Linked DNA regions of Mus musculus: region 1 is linked to region 2. A link is a loop called in an ENCODE intact Hi-C map of the cell type or tissue named here. Cell type or tissue: left cerebral cortex. All regions are shown on one strand. Links, peaks and the distances in the headings refer to the core of each region. The heading gives the core; the rest is flanking DNA. Region 1 overlaps Fam162a (family with sequence similarity 162, member A). Region 2 holds the start of Eaf2 (ELL associated factor 2).

Region 1 (9,149 bases), core at 297-8,296, 780 kb before region 2:
CTCATGTCTTTTCGCAGCCTAAAAGGAAATACATTTGGAGAGATGATGGCAGGTCTGGAAGGCTGTTCTCCCCTTGTGCTGAGAGCAGTAGGCTAGCTGTGCAGCACAGGCCAGGAGTGGTCAGCTGCCTGGACACTGGACAGTCATGCTCTCTACACACCTTCCACCCCCTCCCGGGAGAGAAATACACAGCTCCCCCTTCTCTGCATGTGCGGCCTCTCTACAATCCCATGTCTTCTTCACACCCTTCCCTATTCTACAATATACAGCACTTCACCTCCACTTTTCTCCTTTCTGCTTCCCTAACTCGTGTACACTTTCCTGTCTTTCTAGCCTTTTCTTTTAACAAAACATGCAGCTTTGGGAATCCCTGATGACTTCTAGAATTATCTATCCCAGAACTCCACCCCTTCAAAGCAACTGGCAGCAGGGGAGCCCCTGCCATTTCTTTGGCTTCCCTCAATGGGAACTGTTAAAGTTGTATGAAGCTTCTATAATCAGACCAATGTTTATGTCAAGTATGTGGATTTTCTGACATCCATGTTACTGCACATGTGAAGAGTTTGGTGGGAGGAGAAAATGGATGGGAAACAAATGTCAGCGGTAAGACAAAGCATGATGGTAACTAACTCCTCTCCTAAATGACGTTAGCGCAAAAGCTTCTCCTCCTAGCACAGCCTGGAAGGTGCTGGAGGACGTCCTAGGGGGATTCACTCCTGGAGATCTTGAACGTCAGCCAGCCATCTCTCACACTTCTAGAAACCCACGTGCCCGTGCACAGGCTTCTAAAGCTTTCAGTCTGAGAACCATGAATGGGAGGTCAGAGGTCACACGAGGAGATGGGAAAAGTGAAGTAGAACAGGCTCACTTTCAAGAGAACTTCTCCCAGGTCAGCCCCCGTGGCCCTTTGTGCCCCTATGAGGCCAGACTGAAATGGCTAGTGCGTTTATGTGACCGCAGTGTCACCGCAGAGTCCCCAGTTCCCTTCCTTTTTACTCTGGAGTTGCTCAGGAGAAGATCAGTTGACAAGTGCTTCTTCAGAGGTAGCTTTTAAATATGGACTAACAGTTTCTCTGTGTGAAAGCTGTAACACAGAACTAGACATGATTTTCAAAGTGTGTGTCTGAGTTTAAAAGCAGGCGCACACACACTACATTTTACTTATTTTTATTTTGTGTGTATAGATATTTACCTGTATGTATGTACATGTACACATATGTGCATGGTATCTGTGAAGGCCAGAAAAGGGTGCCAGGTTCCCAGGAACTGGAGTTACAGATGGTTGTAAGCTGCCATGTGGGTGCTGGGGAACCGAACCTGGGTATTCTCTACAAGGGCAGCAAGAGGCCCTAACCACTGAGCCATTTCTCCAGCCTCCAGAGTAACTATATCTTAATAACAAGATGGTTTAATAGGATATTTGGTACATGCAAAATTAGATCTAAAGTTTTTCTTTTGATTATTTTTGTTTTGTCTGTAGAGCCCTGGCTGTCCTGGAACTCACTCTGTAGACCAGGCTGGCCTCAAACTCAGAAATCCGCCTGTTTCTGCCTCCCAAGTGCTGGGATTAAAGGCGTGTACCACCACCGCCCAGCTTGAATTTTTTTTTTTTTTAATTTCAAGTTTTTGTCTCCATTTACTATGTGAGTTCTGGAAAGTGTATGGTGCATGTGAGCTTCAGGTTCCTTCATTACAAAGCCTGCTGAGAGAAAGCGCTCTCAGGTTCTCACATCCAGTGAGCTTAACAGTTGCTGCTGTAGAGCACACATTCTGTACTGAGGAGCAATTTTAGCTTTACCTCAATTATGTCTAGGTTCCAATTCTGTCATTAGGGAAATGCATGGCTTTGGGCAAGTATATGCCAATACTTACTTTAAAACGCTATTATTTATTGTGTGTGTGCAAACACACATGTGCTCCAGAGTGCATGTGGAACATCCAGGGTGAGTCTTAGGAGTTGGGTCTCTCCTACCAGCTATTGGGACGAAGAGACTGAACTCATGTCATCAGGCCTCTGCCGCTGAGCTCTCCTTCTCCAGCCTGCTGCTAAAGCATCCGAAGCTACACTTTCCTCCTCTCATGGTAGCATCTGTCTAGCAAAGCAGTTGTGAGGGGCACATGAGGACACCACTCAGAAGGGCCTGGAGTGCACTGAGCACTCAGTCAGTACACTAATACAGAGTATTCTGCGAGCCAGTAAATTCACACGACGTGTTCCCCTTCACAGAGCTAAGGTGTGAGCCAGGCACCACGTTCCTCCATCTTTGGGGAAAGCATGGTGAGGCCGAGAGGAGCCCACTCTCACCTTCTTGCCCTCAATAACCATATAGATGCATCCTGCCACGGTCAGGGCAATCATTAGATAGCTGACCTTCACCCGGAGCTTGTTCTTCGCAGCATCAAGCATCTCAAATCTAGCAACAGAACGAGAAAGCCGTATTAACCCTTCTCTTTCTCAACTTGTAGCAGGATCAAACACTGTGCATCGCAACGTTTTCTATTCACAGACAGTGATGTCTGTGAATAGAAAAAAGAAGCTAGGACCTAGGGACCTCATAGCACCTTGGAGAGGGTTGACCAAGTTCAAGACTAATCTTTTTGGTTGTTCTTGGAGACAGGGTCTTTCTTGCTTTATAGCCCAGGCTGGCCTTGAACTCATTCTTCTCTCAAAAGCTCTGCTATGAGCTAAAGTAAACTCACAAAGACACAGTTCAGAAAGAAAACAAACGTGGAGGAGTTAATATACTTTTTGTACTCCACATTTTCACTTTTTGGGGGAGCGGAGGGTTAAGACAGGGTTTCTCTGTGTAGTCCTGACTGTCTCCAGGTGGGAGAAGGACCCTGAGCACACACAATGAGACATAAGAGCTGGAACCTGGGAGGCAGAATTGTGCATGGAGCTCTCCAGGCTCTGAAACTGACCCTGCAGGATGGAAGGAACCAGGGACAAATTCTAAAGACAGTGAATGCTTACTTAACTGCTTAACTAAAATCATTGGAGATCCCACCAGCCACAAAAACATTTTTAACAGGTGTGGTGATTTGAATGAGACTGTCATCCCACAGTCTAGAGCAAATAAATCCTTGGTTGACTTGGACCAGGAGGCTGTTCTTCAGTGACAGGTTCCTAAGGGGAAGAGTTGAGGATGAGGAAATAAAGAAGATGGGAAGTCAGGACCAGGAGGCCGTGCATAAGCTGATAGCTTATGCCAAGCAAGTTTATTAAGAAGAACACAATTTGTTTGTTTGTTTGTTTGTTTTTTTTGAGACAGGGTTTCTCTGTGAAGCCCTGGCTGTCCTGGAACTCACTCTGTAGACCAGGCTGGCCTCGAACTCAGACATCCACCTGCCTCTGCCTCCCAAGTGCTGGGATTAAAGGCGTGCGCCACCACTGCCCGACAGAAGTACACAATCTTATAGAGTCTTCGAGGAGGATGGGACAGAGTCAGCAGAAAGCTGCCATACAATGCTTCTCGAAAGGATCCCAGGCTATCTCAAGTGTGTCACACACAGACAATTCCAATTTCTCCAGGGGAAAGGCAGGTTCCCAGGAACCTAAACGTTAAGTCCTTTGAGGCCCTGGTCTCAGACTAGAACCTTGTCATGTCTGCTCCTGGGCAACAACACAGAACTAGCATTCTTTCTGTCCTTTACTCAGGGCTTTGTCTCCAATAGGTGGCACTGTTTGGGGAGGATTAAGAGGCGTAGTCTTGTTGGGAGAAGTATGAAGCTGAGGACGGGCTATGAGGTCTCAAAGCCACATGCTTTTCCTAGTTCACCCTCTCTGTCTCCTGCTTACAGTTTGACAGTCTCATGTCTGCAGCCTGCTGGGCCCTCACCATCTGGAAGTCATAGTGTTGTATAGAAGCACCTTAAAAGGAACTGATACAACACCATTTTATGTGATTGGTCAACTAAATCTTACGATCCTCCCAAACAGTGGCACAGCTTACACTGAGGAGACCAGTTATAAATAGATTTAAGGGTGGCCATGACAGTTGCCACCCATCTCAAAAGGAACACGTTTGATTTAAAAAAAAAAAAAAAAAAAAAGATCACAGGAAGTTGCAAGGAAAATGTGGTAGGAACTGGAGGAATAGGTAGCTAAATGAAATCAAATCACACTTCATGTATGTATGAATTCCTCAGAGAATGATAATAATGAAAGGCGAGATAGTATCGGGTCTGAGAAGATCTTTGAAGGAGACAAGGGAGGCAAGGTTTGCTGAGCAAACACTGAACAGCACCCTTCCCCACGCCCCACCCCCTGGTGTAGATCATCTCGTTTCTGCTAAGATATTATCAAGGAACCAGGGCACGAGCAAGAGCTGGGCTAAGGAAGACTACAGCTTTCCTGCTGCTAATTCCAGGGACGATGACGTGCTCTCTCTAAAGCTCTCCCACCCTGCTCATAGCAGGGCGCTATGAGCGTGACACAGATACAACCTGCCTATCTGGGCAAGACGTGCTGCTTGAACGCTGGTCTTTTTCAACTGTGACTTGAGGCCAGAGGCAGAAGGCCCAGAACTAGTTTCTCGTTGACAGGGAACTTAGTTAAGCCCCTTACTCTGAGGAGAAGAACGCCCACAGCGGAGAGCTTCACTCCTGGCCAACATGCTGGCCAGTCAGGGCCTATAGCATAAGACTGAGACAGGTTTGTCCCCAGGGGAAGTATGACAATGCCTGGAGACATTCTTGAAGAAAGTACTGCTTCATCAAGAGGTAGAGGCCAGGGATATGGTTAAACATCTTTCAGCATACATGGCGGTTCATAAAGCCTAAAATATTCCAGTTCAAAGTGTCAACAGTACTAACTAAGGCTGCAAAACTCTGGCTTAGGGGAACCTGAAGAGATCACTTAGAAATTCGGAAAAAGTCTAAGTTGCAGCAGAGGGTTAAGGAGGCAGGTGGGAGAAGAAACCCCTCCTGGTTACCAGCGTGACCAGCGCAGGACAAGGGCAAGGTTTAATTTGCTTGGGTCTTTGAGGTTTCAGTCCCAGATTAATGCATCCATGGCTTTGGGTCTGTGTGGGGGCAGGATACCCTGCAGAAGTGTGAGAGGATGGGGCCGGGTAGTACTTACCTTGAAGGAAGCAAAAAAGCTGAAGAGATTAGGATCCCTGAATCTTTCCCATGAGGCCTTACCCCCCACCCCTAGTCCCTCCTTTTGGTTTTGAGATAGGATTTTTCTATGTGGTCCTGGCTGTTCTGGAACTCACTCTAAAGACCAATCAGGCTGGCCCTGAACTCAGAAATTCACCTGCCTCTGCCTCCTAAGTGCCAGGGCTAAAGGTGCCACCACCACCTGCCTAGGCCTCACCTCTTAATGTTTCTATGACTTCCCAAGAGAGTCAACACCTGTGGGCACTTGGAAGCTGTTTAAGATCCAAACTAAAGCAGCTGCATCCAATTACTCCCAAGACTGACACTTGTGTGGATGCTGTAGGTCATAGTTACGATCATTATGCTAAGCTTAAAAACAAACTAAACTAGTGCATATTACCATTTCGCGCTGTTCTGGAGCTAGGAGATGTAACTAAACAACAGCTGACTTCAGCACCTGACAGATCCCTCAGTCGCTAGGAAACAAGCTACAGTTTCCCAGCACTCTGTTCTGGGTACTCCTAAGTGGGAACATGTAGAGAATGAGGGATGTTCGTTCCTACATCTGGTCAGCAGGTTTTACACAGGACGCAAATGCACTCTGCTTTTCCCACTACAGACCAGTGAGAACTGCAGGCCGAATACAGGCCCAGCTCAGCACTCACGAGATTGTCTCTGGGATCTCTTCCTCCTTCTTGAAGCGGCCTGACCACAGCAGGATCTTCTTCTCAAAATCTGTGGGCTTGTGCAGCGGCACCCCGTGTCTGTAAGACTCTGTGGGGAAAACAGGAATCTGGCTTGAGACTTTAATGCTCAAATCAAGTGATGAAAAAAAATGCTATTTGTATCTTTCAGTTATTCATTTAACACAGACACCAGGAGACTGCAGGCTGGCCCAGAGCTTCATGTTATGTGAGCAGGATTGCACAGAATGCCTCATTTCCCGAGTGACAATTCCACAACACTCTGAGGATTAAGCAGAAGGCATGGAGCCCCACTCACTCTACAGTGGAAAGTTGGATGGAGAGGGTGAGCTGAGATGGTCAGCAAGGCTTGCCTGTCTCTAGGACAATAAGAACAAGGCAAATCAGTTTAGATTAGATCAAAAGACCTTCAACCCCAAGCCAAGGAAAAGATCTGCCTGATGCTGTCTCCTAAGTACTGGGGATTGGTTCTAATTCTTTTAATTAATCTGGCCTCCAAAATCTGGAATCTGCATGTCCCGACAGTGAAACAGTGAAGGTCCTTGTCCCCAATTAAAGAGCCAATGGCCAATGGCTGGGCAGGTAGACTGAGGCAGGACCTTTGGATTTGCATGGGCTAGGAACTGGAAGAGAGGAGAGAAGAGATACGCCATGACAAGGAAGAAGAAAGACCAGATGTAAAGGCCCATGTGAGAATCAGGAAAAGTGGCCACTTAATTCAATTGTGTTTGAGTGGTAGAGATGAAATATAGATTTTAGGGCTGGAGAGATGGCTCAGCGGTTAAGAGTGCTGACTGTTCTTCCAGAGGTCCTGAGTTCAATTCCCAGCAAACACGTGGTGGCTCACAATCATCTGTAACGGGATCTGATGCCCTCTTCTGGTATCTGAAGACAGCTACAGTGTACTCATATGAATAAAAATAAATCTTAACGCTGGTGCCTTTAATCCCAGCACTTGGGAGGCTGAGGCAGGTGAATTTCTGAGTTCGAGGCCAGCCTGATCTACAGAGTGAGTTCCAGGACAGCCAAGACTACATAGAGAAACCCTGCCTGACTCAAAAAACAAAAAAAACAAAACCAAAACAAAACAAAACAAAACAAAAACAAAAAATCCAAACAAACAAACAAACAAAAAAACCCAAACCAACCAAACAACAATAACCCTGTGCCTCAAAAAACCAAAATAAATAAATAAATAAATCTTAAAAGGAAAAATAGATTTTAAAATGATGTTAACTCAGAAGTACCAGAGGGGAGTATTTGCTAGCAGCGAGAAGGAGAAGAACTGCCTAGCCTTTTGAGGTAGTCAAGGCATATTAAAAATAACTGGGGTATATATTTTTCATTCTCTAACCGAGAGGGCAGTTGGGCTGGGAGTGAAACCTGCCAGGAGTAAAAGTGGTTTAGCTAATTCCCATTCCACCCAAGTGCAGGGGCTACAGACCCCATCCATCCATCACAGATGTGCTTTGAAGCAAGGAAGGCATTGTGTATCTCAGTCTTCACACTGGATGGAAGAGAGCAGAGGGGAAGACTGTAGATTGGGCAAAAAGTCCAAGCAGGAGGGAGATCTGATGGAAAAGTGAGGAGCTAGGCTCTGAACCGGAGTTAAGACAGGGAAGGAGTCCGGAGGACCCTCAAACCCGGGGCCTTACTACAAAACGTTATGAAGATGACCAGTTAGGGAGGAAAGGGCACAAAGGCCATCTCAGATTTGTCTGAATGAATCAATGTCCTCTGAGAAGGTCCCATAAGTAAGGAGGGAGAGCCATCGAGGATGCCTTAGGGCACTCACAGGAGGAAGCTGCAGACAGTACCGCTGCTGTGCTACAGCTGTGCACTGCCCTCCTTCCCACAGTGGGGGCAGGGATGAGAGCTTACTTAGCCTCAGGTATGTAGGACAGATATGGCTGAAGTCAGTGTCAAACCTAAAACTTATTATATTTCGTTCCAAACATAATAGCTTGATGTGGTTGAGATGACTCAGTCAATCATGAGGACAGAAGTTCAATCCCCAGGACCTTCCAAAAACAAAACAAAACAAAACAAAGAGCCAGGAGTGAGGGTGCATGCCTAGACTCTCAGCACTGTGGAGGCAGAAGCATTTGCTGGCCAGCCAGTCTGCAAATTGGTGAGCTTCAGATTCAGTGAGTGACTTTGTCTCAAGAAATAAAGTAAGAATGGTTGAGAAAGACAGTTGATGTATACTCGCAGCCTACACACACACACACACACACACACACACACACACACACACACACAGTTGTGCGCCATAACTACATGACTGAGCATGACACAGGAACACTGGCCAACCTCTCGGGGTTCTTCTGACTGTAAATAGTTGTAGGGTGTGGTAGGGATGTGAGCTGCCTATTCCATAAATAGACAAAGCAACACAAACTTACGGGTTGGAGTTTTGGGACTTTCCTGTGGCTTGGTGCAGAATCCATTGATCCTCTTCAAGTCAGTGTTTCTGGTAAACCTTAGAGACGAGGAAGCATTTCTTTCATATAACCTAAGACAATGTCCTAAAAGAGAGATACATATTTTAGAGAGAAAGTCTGATGCTTTTTGAAGCTGAGAAATTCCTGCACGTGGCCGAGTGTGGTGGTGCAGGCCTATAATCCCAGCAGTTAGGAGGGATAGGAAGATCATCAGAAGTGTGAGGCTAGCCTGGGCTACATGGAGTTTCAGGCCAGCTATATAGCAAGACCCTGTTCACCTCCCCTCCCCTCTAAAGACAAGTCATTTATATGCACAAAACACAAATTAACTCCTTGGAAGGCTGAGGCCTGAGGGGGTCACACAGTGAGAAGAGGGTGAGCCCAGGCTACTCTATCTTGAAGAAACAAGCAAAGAAAACAGACAAAATTTCAGCTCTTAGAAAATTTAAGTTAGCTTGTTTAGAAAATAGAATATATGCAAAGCATACAAGACACACACATGTAGGAAAGATGACTGTATCTAACATGTTATGCTTTAAAATAATACAATTACTTTGCTGACTAAGAGACTAGAAATTTATAACGTAACATTCTATCAGTAAATGCTATGCAGGTACTTTCCACATGTGTCTAGTCACGAAGGCAGCATGGCAGTATCACTCCTGTTTCTTAAAGACAGGCAGTTGAGGTCTGTTAAGCGTCAAGCTAGCTTTTAGCAAGGTTGTGTATACTTCTTATTGCACCCACGGAGACCTGGGTGTCATGGGACATGGTGGGACCTATCTGGCACCCCAGCATTGGGAAGCAGAAGCTGAGGAACCCGGAGTTCCAGGCCATTCTCGGCTACATAATGACTTGAAGGTTATTTTGAGACTTTGTCACAAAGTACTAAGCCTCT
Region 2 (9,149 bases), core at 625-8,624:
TTATCAATATATAGAAGAGATGCCATAGCAAAGCAATAGAAGGGATGAAACGGGACGTTTGTAACTTGAAAAACAGATATTATGTATGGCAAGGACGGCCCAGTTGGAATCCTGGTGCAAACTAACCATCACTGGCTAAGACTACCACAGCCTGAAACTACGCAACAGTGGTCCCCACTGTGAACTTAAAGCCTTTCAGTCACTTTTATAATGAAGTGGCTGCATTCCTTTGAGTGTCTAGGGATGGGAGGACATGAGAGGAATTTGAGTGAAGGAAGCCAAGGAGGGGCTGGAGGCAAGAAAGGGGGTGGACAGTATAACTACTTATAGTAAAAACTTGTTTTCAAATAGTATAAAAATAAAAATAAAATTGAATGGCTCATTCAGTTTGCTCCTTAATAGGCACTATAGAACAAATAAGGTTTGATGCGTCCAAATAAATTTCCAAATGGCATAAAAACACCAGAATCATAATAGAGGATTTGAAAAGCTAGTTTATCCATGACATCTCATAGTCAATTGATTTTTCATTTTCTTCAGTTCCTAAGGAAACAGATGAGAAATATTCAATACGAACTCCCACACACATACAAAGCTCTACCTTAAGAAAACCTTCAGAAGCAGCAACTGACTCCATCTGATATAGTGGTGGGGTCTCAGTAAGTGGTACTGAATTACAAACTAAGAAAAAGAGAGCAGACTAGAAGATAAAAACTGCTATACCTCTAACCACGACAAGCTAGCTTACTGATATATGTAAGACACTGTAAAGTGGCCAACCGCAAACTATTCCCAAAAAATTAAAGGCAAGGTGTCTCAAAAAAGTGCATTTAAAAAAATATGTTACACAAAGTTATGGAGTTGTTTTTTTCTATAACTTTTTCTATAACGGATGAAGTCACTATTAAAGAAAAGCAAAAGAAAACTCTAGATAATAGGAAATTTCTAGCTCAAGGACTGAATTAAGAAAACTTGTATTTTATGAAAGTAATATTGGTTGCAGTATTTGGATACACTTGGAAAAACCTAAAAACAGAGAAAGTGTTTGGGTAAGGGGTCCAGAGCCTAGAAGCTGAATCTGAAGAGTCCAGCTCCTAAACAGCAGAGTGAGCATCCCGAATTCACAATTCAAAAGTCTGAAATGCTACAAAGTGTGCATCTTTTCAGCTCAAACATAACAGCACAAGTGGAGAACTCTATACTGTAAATTGTTTCATCTACTGAGTTATTGTGAGTAATGCATAAAATAATCTTTTGGCTAAGTATATACAGCATATGGAAAAATAAATAAATTTTGTATTTCACTTATAGGATCTATCCACAAGATATTTATTACATATTTGCAAATACTCCAAAATTAAAAAAAAAAAAACTAGAAGGCCCAAACAAGTATTTGTTCCAAGAATTTGCATAAAAGATGTACTTAAAATAGGAATTCTATAATTCTATAATCATTATCCCTGTAATCACTTTCAAGTCATTGGCTATGATATTCCTTGAAACCATTAAATGAATTAAAGTACTTTAAAATTGTTTCAGCCAAAGTTGATTTTGCTTCCTCTGTATAATATTCATCATTTTAACCAACCATCATTATATGAATGGTATAAATATTTTCATTGATATTTAGTGGAAATCCTTTAGAACAGACCTCTTTCATCTTCATATAGAGAACTACTTACTTCTATATTTGGAAGAGTTATTGTCACCTGTTCACCTTTGCCAACCTCAAGATTTCCTTCACAAGAAGTATCAATAGAAGCAGGTTTGAAGTCATCTAAAAATAGATATAAATATCAATGTTTATAAGATAGACAATGTATTACTCATGACTGTGAACAGAGAGTGACAGAAGCAGCTAAGAGGATTATTTTGACTCACTGGGTAGTTTTGTTTTAACTACTTTTATTGTATGTGTATGCATGTTTTGTTTCCTTGTATGCACGCGCTGGAGCCCAAGGAGGCCAGAAGAGACCAATGGATCCTCTGGCACTGGGGTTAGAGATAGATATAAGTGCCATGTTGGGTAGTTAGAACCAGATCCAGACCCTCTGGAAAAGTAGCAAGTCCCTTCCTTAATTGTTAAGTCCCTTGGGGCACTGTTTAAAGAGTACAATCCATCAGAGCAAGGAAGGGATGCCAAGGTCCACACTGGTCAGGGAACCGTAAGCATCAACATCATCCAATCCTAGTTTAAACTAGCATGTTTTCTGATATTTACTCCCAGTAACACTTGACTACTCTTGGTGGGTGGACCCACTTGAATAGAAGACCTTTCTGTCGTCACTACTTATTAGCTCATCCTGTGACAATAACAAATGATGTCACTGAAACAGGAGATTTACTAATTATTAACTCTTACATAGATATAAATTATAATGCTGGTGGTAGCCCAAATCCAAAATTAACTCTAATGAGTTATTGAAGATCTCTGCAGTGAATCTTTGTTGCTAAAAGTTGTCATTGTTACATTTAAGCAAGTTGCATGCATCAGTACTCCTCGTACATAATTGAATAGAACTCATAAAAACTAATGGTGGCTATTATTTATTCTTTACCATGTTCTAAATACCATGTTAGATTCTTTTTTATGTTACCACAACCTCTCTAGGAAAGAATCCAAAAAGGTAGATATTACCATTTTCACCTATGAATACTGTGGTTGAAAGCTTAGAGACTGTTCCCAAAGTCACGTTACACACAGGTTTGGTGAAGTTCAGGGTTCACATACAGGCTTATCTGAAGCATTCGTATAAAAGATAGGCAAGATTTATCCCATATATGAGACAAAACAATACTTAATCTCAAATAGCATTGGCTTGAGTGGTTTAAATTAGGTCCACCTGCTCTGCATAAATGTCAAATACTATATGATATAGTTTCCATTCCTTACGAGTTCTTGAGACTGAGGGGACACTGGAAATGAACCTGTTCAAATAAACCTAAAAGGATTCTGTGTAATATTATACTTAATTGGATAGGGTGGGGCGGGGGGGGGGGGAGACAGTATTTTTTTAAGTCTTCTGCAGGACTAAGGGTGGAGTCTAAGCTTGTTTACTGTGCTTGTGATTATGCTTTGTCTTTTGGCATATGCTTGTTTATTGTCATTCTTGTGGCTCGATTATCCGACTCTAATTTGGAAAATATGTTTTCAACATCTTAAGAACTTTTGTAAAGCCGGGATGTAGCTCAGCGATAGAGCACTTGACTAGTATGCACAAAGCCCTGGGTTTGAGTTCTAACGCTGTAATTAATCCTGTAAAGAACCCATAAATAAAAGTCTTAGGAACACCTGCAAGGCACTTTTCAAAAGCTGTATTTCATTCATTTAATTTTGGATTTGCATCTGTAGGAAGAGAATGCATATCTAAGCTGTAAAATATATATACATCGAGGGACTGGAGAGATGTTTCAGAAGTTAAGAGCACCACTGGCTGTTCTTACAGAGAACTTGGGTCCTTCTCAGCACCAGCATCAGGTCACTGATAGCCACGGTTAACTCCACTTACAAGGGACTTGAGGCTCTCTTGCGGTCTCTGAGGGCACTGCATAATATGATGTGCATATATAGACTCAGGCCCACACATACACATAAAAAAAATAAACATATCTATCACTAAATAACTTTTTTGTAACTTTAAACTTTGTACTGAAAAACAAAAGATCACTGCATGCCTGAGAAGAAGGAAGAGGAAAAGGACATAGTACTTGGGAAAGGGGCATTGAGAGGTCAGTTAAGAACAGTACCTTGCTTTTGGAAAGGGGAGAGACAGAGAGACAGAGAGAGAGAGGGGGAGGGAGGGGAGGGAGGGAGGGAGGGAGGGAGGGAGGGAGAGAAGGAGAGAGGGAGAGAGAGAGAGAGGGAGAGAGAGAGGGAGGGAGAGAGGGAGAGAGACTATGGCTGCACAACACTCACTGATTCATTGTGGGGAACTCTGGATGGTAACCCAGAGCAAAATAAACAAGGAGCACTACTGAAGTTCTGTTGGTAAACTTCTCCCATTTATTCCACCAAAACATGATATTTTTGCTTAATGCAGCCTTTTTATAAAGCTTAAATATAATCAATGGAAGGTTAAACCCATTGGTTCTTCCTACATTTACTCTGAGTTATTATAGATGAATTGTCTACAACTTAAACTTTGAAGACTGAGTTTTAAATGAGTGTTTTTCAGAATATAAACCTTGTAAGGAAAAGGACAGAATGGTGGAGAATGTAGGACAAGCAGACAGTAAAGAAGAGCTGGGCTGCAAAAGAGATGTGAAAAAAAATCTACAATTTCACACACACACACACACACACACACACAGAGGTCACAACTCAGTGACCTTTCCCTTATGCGCTAGAATTCTGTGGCCTATTATGCAAAAAAGAAGTTTTACATACAAAATTAAGTTATATTTTTCGTGCTGGCATCTCATTTAATTACTAAAACGAAAAGGCTCATTATAACCTCTTTTTCAACAATATTAGAGATAACCTATTAAAATAGATCCCAGAGAACAAAACACCAAAGGGTAGAAATCATTAGGAGGTAGATTTTTAAAGTAAAGAAACTAGATAAAAAAATCTTTCAATTTTTGATAATCAGTAATTACTTAGTTGACCATGAAATCTGAGATGGAAAGAGATACAAACGATTGAGACAGCTGACAATCTCTTCCCAAGAACAAACTAAATGGGAACCCTCATCAGCCAGAATGGGGAAGAAATGTCCTTGTGGCCTCTCCACATCACTTTTGCCCTGCATTCGGTCCTTTGTTCCATCTGTCTGTCACCTTTTCAAACTCTGCACCATCCACTTGTCACGCTAGTCTCCACAGCCACCCGTGCAGATCGTCCCACAAAACTTCCTCTCAGGTCTGTCAGTCTCACTTAAACCCTTCCAGGGTTCTCCTACACTGTGGGACGCCAGGTGCCTGCACAGAGGCTGGCAACTGGGTAGTGGATCACTGTGCCATCTGGTCTCCCGGGGAGCAAAGAGCGGCGGGGACAGAATTACAGAATCCGGAGGAGTCTGTCTCCATACCACCCTCCCATCCCAGAAGGAACCCGGGGTACAGTCTGCACTCACAGCGCACGGTGTGGAAGGCACAGCGCGGCTGCTTCTCGAAACTTTCGCCTAGCTTGAGAACCCGCTCGCGACGGTCCAGGTATGCAAGTCCCGCTGGTCCACTCATCCTCGTCCCCTGCCTCCCGCTTTTGGCCTTCGCCGTCCCCTGCCACAGCCTCTGGAACAGCTGCACTGGCTGCGAGCTTGAGTTCGGTGCCCGGGACCAGCTCCTTTCACCTCCAGACGCGTGCGGCCGCCCCTTGGAGCGCCCCGAGTCTTGATTGGCTGTCTGGAGACACCTGCCCCGCCCCTCGCCCCAGGGCCCCGCCCCGCCCCTGGCCACCATCCCCGCCCCTAGCCCCCTTCCCGCGTCGCGACGCACACAGCTCGGCGGAGACCGCCTCGCTGAGGTACGCTGTGCGGGTCGGGCCCTGAGGTGGACGGACGCGGGGAAAGAGATGAGGTAACAGACCCGAGATGGCGGCTGGGATGGAGGAAAGGCCCTAGGGGGGCGGGGAAGCTAGGACGCCAGACACCCAGGGCAGAACTGCCTGGCGGGGCCTGGTAACGGGAGCGTGGGCCTCCTCCGCGCCGGGCCCGCAGGTTTGGTGTGGAAACGGACGCCTGACGAGAGGTGGCGGCCGGGCCCAGGCCTGGGGCCTCCTGAGGCCTAGCTGCTCTGAGGCGGGTCTGGAACCCCAGCCGCGCCCCCTCAGGTGATGTGACCAGACTGGAAACCTCTGGAAGCCGCGCAGTTACCTTTAAGGGCCGTTCATTTATTTATTTTTTCTTCTTTCTTTCTTTCTTATTTATTTATTTATTTATTTATTATTTTTTAATTAGCCCTTTAAAAACACAGGCTTTTCCCGCCGGGGTTAGGACCTGAGGAGGGGGCGTTTCCGGAGGCGACGGAGAAGCCTAGGGTTAGGGGTAACTGACTGCTGTACGTTTGTTTCTGGCATTTGTTTCTGTAGTGATTCCTGGAAGCACTGAAGAGCGCGGCCTTGGGACTCTTGATTTCTCAGAGATCAGTCTAGCAGTAGGGTAAGAGCGTCAATTGATTGATAATTGCCTTCACACACACACACACACACACCCCACCTCACAGAAGTGTTATGAAGTAGGAGAAAGCGTGCTTTGTATTGGAGGATTATTCAGAGAAAGTCTACAGTGAGCCCCCTCAGGTGATTCTTCAGGTTAATTGTGGCATCAGACTATGCTTTCAGCACTTCTACCTTAAATAGGTTTGTCAATTTATTTTTTTCAGATGGATGAGGGATTATTTTTTGCCTTCTACCCTTTAAAGATACAAGGAGAGATTGTTCAATGTATTTATGCACGAAGGTTCTGAAGCCAGAATCTCTGGGCTTGTACGTCAGCTTCATACTCTCAATGTGATTTTTGTGCAAGCAAATCAAACAAATGTGTTTATCATTAGAATTGGGGAAATAATAATAGCTATGTAAAAAATAATGCCATTCCTTAGAATTGTTGAGGTGGTTAAATGAGTTAATACATGCTCTCTAAATAATTATTTTGGGTTCAGCAATACTTTCATATTTTTAGACTTAATCATTGCTGAATGCCTTATAAATTTTGAAGTCTAGGGACAAGGGATGGCTATTATGTTCATAGATGAAAACACTGGTTTAGAGAAACCCAGGTGGTTGATTTTGTGGCCATCTAATGTCAAGAGGGATTTGTTCAGTGGCACAAGTGAGTGGATGTATACTTTCACATTGATTTTATTACCATATTGTATAAAGTAATTTGCAATCAGAATGGCCACCAGTGAAGGGAATGTTTAAGCATATTTTGATGAATTCTTACAAAGAACAGGATAATGTAGACACCGGAAAGAGTAAGACAACATGCATTCTCTTGGAAAGTTTTACATCTTCTACATGCTAGGAATGTTATTGGGCTTTCTTTAAAATAGTTTCAGTGGATTTGTCTATTAATGATTTATATTTTACTCAAGAAGAGGGTCTCACTATAGTTCTGGTTGTCTTGAAACTCACTATATAGAGGTCCGTCTTGAACTCACAGAGATCCACCTGCCTCTGTTTCCCAAGTGCTGAGATTTAAAGGCATGTGCCACTATGTCCAGCTAAGTTTTATTTTTCTTAACTGCACATTTAAGATGATTATGGTAACTATTTCATAACCCCATTGAAAGGATAAAATAATGCATTAAAACCCATTTAGCACAGTTCTTCATAATAAATATGTTTATTAATTAAAATATGTTTTATATTAATGATACTATTGAGCTTCAAATACTTATATAGAAAAGTTATAAAGAAAAGTTTTAGTAAAAAACTATAGAAAACTACCTAGAAAACTATATAGACTTATATAGAAAAGCTTTAGTAAAAAAAAATTGAGGTGTGGATTTTTGAATTTTAGAATTGATAGACTATAAGTAATTTTAAATTTTGTTATAATTTCATAACATTTCTTAGGTCTAGTATGTGGGGTTTTCCAAACCATCTCCAGGTTCAGTGATTAGGTGGACGGGCTCACAGGATTCAACACATACATTGTCTTATTTGTAGCTGTACTTTATAGTGAAGATATGTAAAGCAAAGTCAGTAAAGTGAAAAGATCATATAGGATACAATCCGCAGAAAACCAAGCACAGTCTTCCAAGACCCACTTCTAGTAGAATTACAGAGTATACATAATTTCTTAAGGAAAACAGTTGTGACCATACCTGTGAAGTATTTTCTATTAGAGATGCCTATCAGACACTCAGTGACCAGAATTTTTACTGGTTTGTATTGAAAGATTGGTTCTTTATGCCAATACTAAGAGGTAATGGAACCATCAAGATATCATTGGGCTCACCACCCTCAAAAGAATTGATAAAGTTTTTGTAAGAGTTTAGATAGTCCTTAAGAGAAGACTGTTAATAAAAAGGCCTGCCCCCCTCCTTAGTCTCTCTCAAGTCTTTTGTGCTATATATCTTCTATTCATGCTATCATACCATCTGTAATATGGGAAAGCCAAGACAATTTTCACCAGAAGCCAGTGCCCTGACATAAGGCCCTTGAACTTCCAGAACTGTGAGCTAAATAAACCTCTTGGTAAAATGCCTCAGGTATCTATTATGTATTGAAAATCAGACAAAGAAAATACCAGAATTCTCAGAATCTAAAAGGAAAACATGTTTATTTACCACAACCATTATATTTATAATAGATTTGGCACAGTGATCTAAGCTTATAAGAGAACAATAAAAATCCTTCTGAAATCCACATTCTAGATACTAGCCAACAGCCAGTCTTGTAAAATGACCTTTGAAGAAAAGGCTGTAGTTAAGCCTGCCATATCAACTCGTTGTACAGTCTGTTTCTCCTGTATGAAGTCTATATTAGAATTGTTGCACAGAGAGAGTAAATGTGAAGCTGGTACAATTTCTGATTCTTAATACATTTGAGTTTTTAAAAATTATTATGTTTAAGCATAGGTGGTAGAAAAAAATGAAGCCAGCCGGTACAGACCCAAGGATCTTGTCTTTAGCTGCTGAAGTTGCAAAAAGTCCTGAACAAAATGTTCCTGTTATATTATTGAAGTTAAAAGGTAAGAAAATACTTTTATAGTTAGGAAAGACATTAGGTAAATACTAGTTCTGTCATGACACAATGTTAGTATTTTAATTTGTTTGGAGAAACCTTAACACTGTGGAATAAAATTCTCTTTTTTGCTATATTTTTAATGATCACAACATATAAATACAAGTATCTCTTGGATGAATTGAGCAAAAATAAGTATATATTATTTTCTTTTTCCTTAGAAATAATAAACAACACCCCTTTGGGAAGCTCAGAGTTAAAGAAAGTTAAACAAGATATATATTGTTATGACCTCATTCAGTATTGTCTATTGGTCCTCAGTCAAGATTCTTCTCGAATCCAGGGTGGTTGGTCTACAATTTCCCAGCTTACACAGATACTAAGGTAAAATGAAGCAAACAGATCAGCTTGTTCTAATTTTCAATAATTATTTTTTTGTCATTCTATTAAGAATAGGAATCTCCTATATGTTTTGATTGTACTTATCTTTCACACTGTATGCTCTTGTTTGTAACTT

Evidence for each region. Hi-C counts contacts between places; a loop is a spot of excess contacts. Peaks named below come from ENCODE experiments on the same cell type or tissue, not always from the same donor. Only the 100,000 strongest peaks of a DNase experiment are listed, where the experiment ranks them.
Region 1: a loop joins it to region 2, with 2.3 times the contacts of the local background. A loop is called at or near these places in 3 of 42 quality-filtered maps.

Annotation. Positions count from the first base shown.
Region 1 is chr16:36,044,074-36,053,222 of GRCm38, forward strand. It overlaps Fam162a (family with sequence similarity 162, member A), which reads right to left. Exons shown (of 5, transcript NM_027342.2): 2 at 8,213-8,335; 3 at 5,769-5,877; 4 at 2,306-2,414; 5 at 1-18. Among named protein-coding and RNA genes, the nearest start is that of Wdr5b, 7.5 kb to the left of the region's middle. In left cerebral cortex, for the core only: a CTCF peak has its summit at 3,673 (motif pointing right); no DNase peak of the experiment used is centred there.
Region 2 is chr16:36,822,976-36,832,124 of GRCm38, forward strand. Eaf2 (ELL associated factor 2) reads right to left here and starts at 5,284. Exons shown (of 6, transcript NM_001113401.1): 1 at 5,076-5,284; 2 at 1,683-1,777. The coding sequence starts at 5,181. It overlaps Iqcb1 (IQ calmodulin-binding motif containing 1), which reads left to right and starts at 5,425. Exons shown (of 15, transcript NM_177128.4): 1 at 5,425-5,517; 2 at 6,029-6,098; 3 at 8,527-8,639; 4 at 8,854-9,016. The coding sequence starts at 8,540. In left cerebral cortex, for the core only: no CTCF peak of the experiment used is centred there; DNase peaks (open chromatin) are centred at 5,360, 5,572 and 6,072; H3K4me3 peaks cover 1,855 bases; H3K27ac peaks cover 622 bases.